Regions from separate parts of the Homo sapiens genome. Here region 1 is linked to region 2. Evidence: chromatin contacts called from ENCODE POLR2A ChIA-PET data. All regions are on one chromosome and are shown on one strand. The core of a region is the stretch at or near the end of the contact, and the rest is flanking DNA. Distances in the headings are between cores, read along the strand shown. Region 1 overlaps RAC1 (Rac family small GTPase 1). Region 2 holds the start of OCM (oncomodulin).

Region 1 (3,317 bases), core at 817-3,316, 510 kb before region 2:
CAAGATCATCATACAAACCACAAAAATCACCAAATATCCCCTGCTCCCGGCCAGTAAGAGTGAGGGCCGAATTCCCACAGTCCCCAGGTGCGTGTTTCCCTCGCGGCGAAGAGTAACAACTCTAGTTCTGCGGAACCACATGTGTGTGCCTGGTGCTCTCTGGCTGCACTTGTAACAGCCAACCTCACAAAAGCTGAGGCCTTTTGAAACTCAAAACTGCCAAGCTGAACACCACAGTTTTTCTTTTTATCTACCATCACAGGAGTCTAGCCCACCACTTTAAAACCTCTAGCACTGGCCAGGCGTAGTGGCTCACGCCTGTAATCCCAGCACTTTGGGAGGCAGAGGCAGGCGGATCACCTGAGGTCAGGAGTTGGAGACCAGCCTGACCAAAGTGGAGAAACCCCCGTCTCTACTAAAAATACAAAATTTGTAATCCCAGCACTTGGGGAGGCCAAGGCGGGCGGATCACAAGCTCAGGAGATCAAGACCATCCTGGCTAACATGGTGAAACCCCGTCTCTACTAAAAATATAAAAAATTAGTCAGGTGTGGTGGCGGGCGCCTGTAGTCCCAGCTACTTGGGAGGCTGAGGCAGGAGAATGGCGTGAACCCAGGAGGTGAAGCTTGCAGTGAGCCAAGATCGCACCATTGCACTCCAGCCTGGGCGACAGAGCAAGACTCCGTCTCAAAAAAAATAAAATACAAAACAAAATTAGCCAGGCATGGTAGCACATGCCTGTAGTCCCAGCTACTTGAGAGACTAGGGCGGGAAAGTCACTTGAACCTGGGAAGCGGAGGTTGCAGTGAGCCAAGATCACACCATTGCACTCCAGCCTGGGCAACAAGAGCGAAACTCTGTCTCAAACAACAACAACAACAACAACAACTTTTAGCCTAGAGAGAAAATGAAACAACTGGCATGACGCACTGGGGTCCTGGCTGACCCCAACATGGAGGCTCAGCATCTCAGCGAACCCGCTGCACAGCCTGAGTCTCAGGACACACACAGGGCTCAGGACTCGCTGTGACACTGACAGGTCACTTAGGCTCCCACTCACACCACCAATGCTGGTACAAGCAGGCAAATAAATACAGGTGATCTACACAAGGGAAGATGCTGGACTTGAGCGTTACTCTGACAAGACTTGATTCTGTGCATAGCAACTGAAGATGAGTATGCAGAACTTAGCAAAGATTTTCAAGAGAAAATAATGTAAGGATTACGTAATTCGGGAAATAAAAACCTGAAGGGCAATTTCAACTAAGAATGGCGACTACCTGCTCACCATCTTTTGGAGAACGAAGAAGAAATGAATGGTCTGAACAGACTTAGCCCGACAGAGCTGCCCAATAGAGAGGATGCCAATGTTAAATGACCACAAGAAATGTAACATCTCTTTTTAGGACACCCTAGATAAGAAATCTTCCAACTGGTCCTTCAGGAGAGTGTCTAAGCAGTCTTGGATGAGCTACATCAACAGGTCTGCAGACCACAGAGCCAGCAATCAGGGACCACATTCCATGTAGTACAAAATTTAGAGGTTTCCCCTTTATCAACAAGAGACCCAGGTGCCAGCATGTTACTACCAGATCCAGTTCTTCTTAGGACAGTGTGGCTCAAAGGGATGAGACCTTCCAGACACTGGTATCTGAGCATCTGTGGCCTGCCCCTGAGTTGTCAAGATAATTTCCTTATCTCTGAAGGAGTCCAGACAGGAATGCTTCCACTGCTGGGTGGGTGCTCGCCCCTCTTGCTCCTTAAGCGCCCGGCTCACCCCCTTGCTAGCACAGGGTGTCTTACACAGTTTATGGGACTTTTCTGTGAACTACCTGAGGGCAAGAACCATGTCCCACTCCCTCCTTGCTCCTCAAATATTTTATAGGAAAGCAGTCCACAGTCTCACACAGAGGAAACATGAAGTTTAAGTTCTAGCCCTATGAGGACAACACCTACTTTGATACCAGGCGTCACACTCTACAGCTTTGTTCAAGCTGAGGAGAGTTCTCTTTCCTTATCTGTGTGTTCCTCAGAACACAAAGTGGGACTCCTGCCAAGTCACCCTTGACTTACTGTGAGGCCTTCCTTAGAGAGGCCTCACCCTGCCCGGTACCCCCTGAGTCACAGCAGGGTGGCTCTTGTTTCTCAGAATGACACCACACCCTTCCACATGTGTCCAGTGGGCTGAAGTCTCCTACTCTACCAGCCAGTATGTTTTTAAATCCATTTACAATCTGAATTATTAAACATCCACTGGGTATAGAAGAGTTTCCTAAGATACTGAAGAATTTGAATTGTCTGGGGATTATAGACTGATTTTTAATACAGCAGACTTAACCACTAAGTTATTTCACCCATATTACCCCCTACAACGAAGTACTGGTTGAATCAATCACAGGCTGCCTCATCATCAATCAGGGCTCAAAGCCAGCCTTTCTCTAGGATGTCTTCCTGACCTCAACCCAACCCCAACCCCAATCCCTCCGGCCAACCCAGGTGTGCTGAGCACCACACAACTTCCACTCATTTGGGCACAACGTGGAAAGCAGCACTCTTTAGGCCGACCCACCCGCACACTGAGGAACAGGAGAATTCTGACAGCGGCTGGCCCCACAGTGTGTGCTATGTGCCCAGGACTGTTATGCGTGCGTGACACGTACTCATCTCACCCTACAAGGAAACAGGCAAAGACTGGAGAGAGGATGAAGCCTGCCTGAAGTCACAGAGCTAGGACATGCACACAGGTTATCAACCCAAGGAATCTCAAGCATATTTAACTTTTGCTTCCAAAGATACTTTTAAAAATGAAGAACAAACATGTAACAAGATAAGCAAATGATACACAAGTAAAACCGCTGCTTAAAGAAAAGTAACTTTTAATGACAACAATGTCTTCTAAGTACCCATTTTCACCAGCTACTGCTCTAATTAGCTTTGGTAAATAAATCACTTAGTTGTCTGATACAGAAGCAAAAGTAAACTTTTTTTTCTGATTAGACACAGTGGATACATTTTACAAAACCAAAACTTCAATCTACATTGAATAAATTTAGGTTCTATTGTATGGTTCACAAAATCCATACAAATTATGTATTTTGTGGGAAAAAATGTATTAAACCTGTGAGATTAGTTACTAACTTGGTTTAAAGAAACCTGAATCTTAACTGCCTAATTTGATTCTGTGGTACAAAAATGTCACACAGCAAACCTGCCTTCAAACTAATTGGTGTTAAAAACTGGTTTGCAAAAACAAAAAGTAGCTCTTTCATACGGTTATTCTAAAGCTAAATGGAAGACTGTAAAATGCCCAACAATGG
Region 2 (3,373 bases), core at 874-3,373:
CAGGGAGCTGAGATCACCCCACTGCACTCCAGCCTGGGCAACAGAGTGAGGCCCTGTCTCAAAAAAAAAAAAAAAAAAAAGAATCTTTGCACCTGCAGTCTTCTCTGCCCATATTGAGGGCTTTGCATGGGTAGATGTGCGGTCAACTGACTCATGTCCTTTGCTTTAATGATGCTTGGCCGAATGACCAACACCAAGGCTGGCCATTGAAGAAATACTGAGCAACCTGGCCCCCACTGCACCCCAGGCCCACTCAGCAGTGCCGGGTACCAGACAGACTCAGGACAAAGCTTACTTAAGCTCTTCTTCATCCAGGTACCCGCTCTGGTCGTTGTCTATGAACCGGAAAACATCCTTCACCTGATTGGCTGACATCTTGGAGAGGCCTGATGTCTGGAAGAATTTTTGGGGTTCAAAAGTGTCTGGGTCTGAAGAACAGAGAATTGGTTATTCTGACGCTTGTTGGATCACATTCTATGTTGGGGCCAAGGTACTAAAAACACAGATAATTAAAAACACTTCAACAATATCCCTGAGCTACGGGGATGCTCAACTGGTCCAAGATTTTGGGACAGCCAAGACTTGATGGCTCTGTGATGGCATCCCATGTCCCCTCCGCCCCAGTCTTCCCTCCTCCACTTGGTTTTGTCCATTTTCCTTTTCCCTCCTCATCTCTTCTGTGCCTCCCCCTCCCCCTGGCCCACTTTACAGGCTGTGTGGCTGAGCCCCCAGCATCCCTGGTCTAATTGGTAGGGGGAAATGCAATCACTGGATTTCAACAGGCTAAATGGCCTTTGGCGCTTTTTTTTTTTTTTTTTTTTTTTTTTTTTTTTTTGAGACAGAGTCTCACTCTGTCACCAGGCTGGAGTGCAGTGGCGTGATCTCGGCTCACTGCAACCTCTGCCTCCCGGGTTCAACTGATTCTCCTGCTTCAGCCTCCCAAGTAGCTGAGATTACAGGTGTGCACCCCCATGCCCAGCTCATTTTTGTATTTTTAATAGAGACAGGGTTTTGCCATGCTGGCCAGGTTGGTCTTGAACTCCTGACCTCAAGTGATGCACCGGCCTCGGCCTCCCAAAGTGTTGGGATTACAGGTGTGAGCACGACACCTGGCCTTTCAGTGATGTCTTGCTTTCATGTTTAGTAGGTTTCTTTTGTCTTACAGATGTGTAATCGTGTGCTCAGATCCCAGATCTCTATAATTTTAGTTATCTAATAAATAGCAGTTTTCTTCTCTGATTCCATGAATTTTCCAGCCAACCTCTTATTTATTTATTTATTTATTTATTTAGAGCCAGAGTCTCACTCTGTCGTCCAAGCTGGAGTGCAGTGTAGCGATCATAGCTCACCACAGCCTCAACCTCCTGGGCTTCAGTGATCCTCCTACCTTAGTTTCCAGAGTAGCTGGGACCACAGGCACATGCCACCATGCCCCGCTAGTTTTTATTTTTATTGTTATGTTGTAGAGATGGAGTCTTCCTATGTTGCCCAGGCTGGTCTCAAACTCCTGGGCTCAAACAGTCCTCTCACCTTGGCCTCCAAAAAGTGTTGGGATTACAGATGTGAGCCACCATGCCTGGTCTACTTTTTTTTTTTTTTTTTGTAGACAGAGTCTTGCTCTGTTGCCCAGGCTGGAGTGCAGTGGCATGATCTCAGCTCACTGCAACTTCTGCCTCCCGGGTTCAAGCAATTCTCTGCCTCAGCCTCCCGAGTAGCTGGGATTACAGGCACCCACCACCACGCCCGGTTAATTTTTTTGTATTTTTAGTAGAGATGGGGTTTCACCATCTTGGCCAGGCTGGTCTCGAACTCCTGACCTCGTGATCCACCCGCCTCGGCCTCCCAAAGTGCTGGGATTACAGGTGTGAGCCACTGCGTCTGGCCGCCTGGCCTACATTTTGATTTTGTGTTGACTCGCTGGAGGTGCAAAGCTGTGAGGAAATCCCACCCCCGCCTCACGTCCCCTCTACCTCGGCATTCCTGGAGCGCTGCTGCAATGTCGTCAGCACTGAGCACGTCCGTGATGCTCATTTTCTACCTACTCACACAGAATAAATGAGAGGCGATAAGCCACAAACAGGAATGTGCACATCCAGGGGAAACACATCTTCCCAGGCCCACTGAAACTGTATGTGTGTCTAGATTATTTTTTTTTTTAAATTAAGACGGAGTCTCACTCTGTCACCCAGGCTGGAGTGCAAGAGCGTGATCTCGGCTCACCGCAACCTCCGCCTCCTGGGCTCAAGTGATTCTCCTGCCTAAGCCTTCCCAGTAGCTGGGATTACAGGTGCGCACTACCATGCCTGGCTAATTTTTGTGTTTTTAGTAGAGACGGGGTTTTGCCATGTTGGCCAGGCTGGTCTTGAGCTCCTGACCTCAGGTGATCTGCCTGCCTTGGCCTCACAAAGTGCTGGGATGACAGATGCAAGCCACCGAGCCAGGCCTGTCTAGAATTTTTAAAATGTGATAAGCATGGTTTTGTATTAAGTGACGGGACAGAATATCCAAATTAAAACCAGATACGGAAAACACCCCAGCCTTTTTTGTCTCAGAGCCTTCTTTTGAATACATGCCAAAAATGGAAAAAAAAAATGACCCAAAGAAGGATTCAATTGTTTTCTTATAAAAATTATACTGACATAATCAGTCATTTGCATAGGCAGCCGTAAACCATGTTACACATGCACTGGCATTTTCCTACAGCAGCCCGAGAGATGCAATGTTGCAAATTCCACGTGGGAAAGGATACAGTTTGGGCTGCTTGCAGACATTCTGTGGAAGAAGGCATGCACCTGTCCTGAAAGGTGGGAAGCAGATGGATGAAAAGCCCATCTCCCAGAGATTAAAATCCTTCCAGGTGTCAGAGCCACCGGAAAACAGGAGTCTAAGCACCTGAGCCTAATATGAATGCATGCAGTGAAGAAAAGAGTCTGGGGTCTGATGTGTCCACCAGTTACTCACCGTTTTCGGTTTCCCCCCAGGAAGAATCAGGAAAAAGAGTTGAAGGAGCAAAACAACAGATGTGTTTTTGCTACCTTACTGACCTACCTTATATAGGCTAGAAAAAGTGATAGTTACAACCTCTTAGATTTCCTTTTCAAGGATCAAGTGGATGCAGCTCAAATGTCTTGTCTTACTCATGAAACCTCTTTTTTTTTTTTTTTCTATTTATGTCTCAAGGGAATGTGGGTGGGAACAGCCAATTGTAAAAAAAAAAAAAAAACAACAACAAACTTCAACAAACCTTAACTAAGATTTCAATTCTGCAAACGAACCCTGTTGGCAAAGTGTGGAGAAGGTTCTAGATGCCTGGTAAGGTGGAGATGGTGGCCTGAACTAAGACAAACACATACAGGGTGCTCTGTAAGCTGAA

Evidence for each region. ChIA-PET counts read pairs that join two places held with the same protein, here RNA polymerase II (POLR2A).
Region 1: POLR2A ChIA-PET joins it to region 2 with 14 read pairs in IMR-90. The contact joins the enhancer-like site here to the promoter of OCM in region 2. POLR2A ChIA-PET finds 5 or more read pairs at or near these places in 3 of 52 experiments (AG04450, IMR-90 and T-cell).

What each region holds. Positions count from the first base shown.
Region 1 is chr7:6,392,245-6,395,561 of GRCh38, reverse strand. All of the region lies in intron 3 of RAC1 (Rac family small GTPase 1), which reads right to left. Among named protein-coding and RNA genes, the nearest start is that of RAC1, 19 kb to the right of the region's middle. RefSeq lists an enhancer at 1,996-2,245. Within about 2 kb of position 2,066, at least 30 of the 41 ENCODE cell types and tissues checked have a DNase peak (open chromatin) inside an H3K27ac peak, as active enhancers do; they include IMR-90, where a contact is called at or near this core.
Region 2 is chr7:5,879,548-5,882,920 of GRCh38, reverse strand. OCM (oncomodulin) reads right to left here and starts at 2,123. Exons shown (of 4, transcript NM_001097622.2): 1 at 1,971-2,123; 2 at 296-428. The coding sequence starts at 2,031.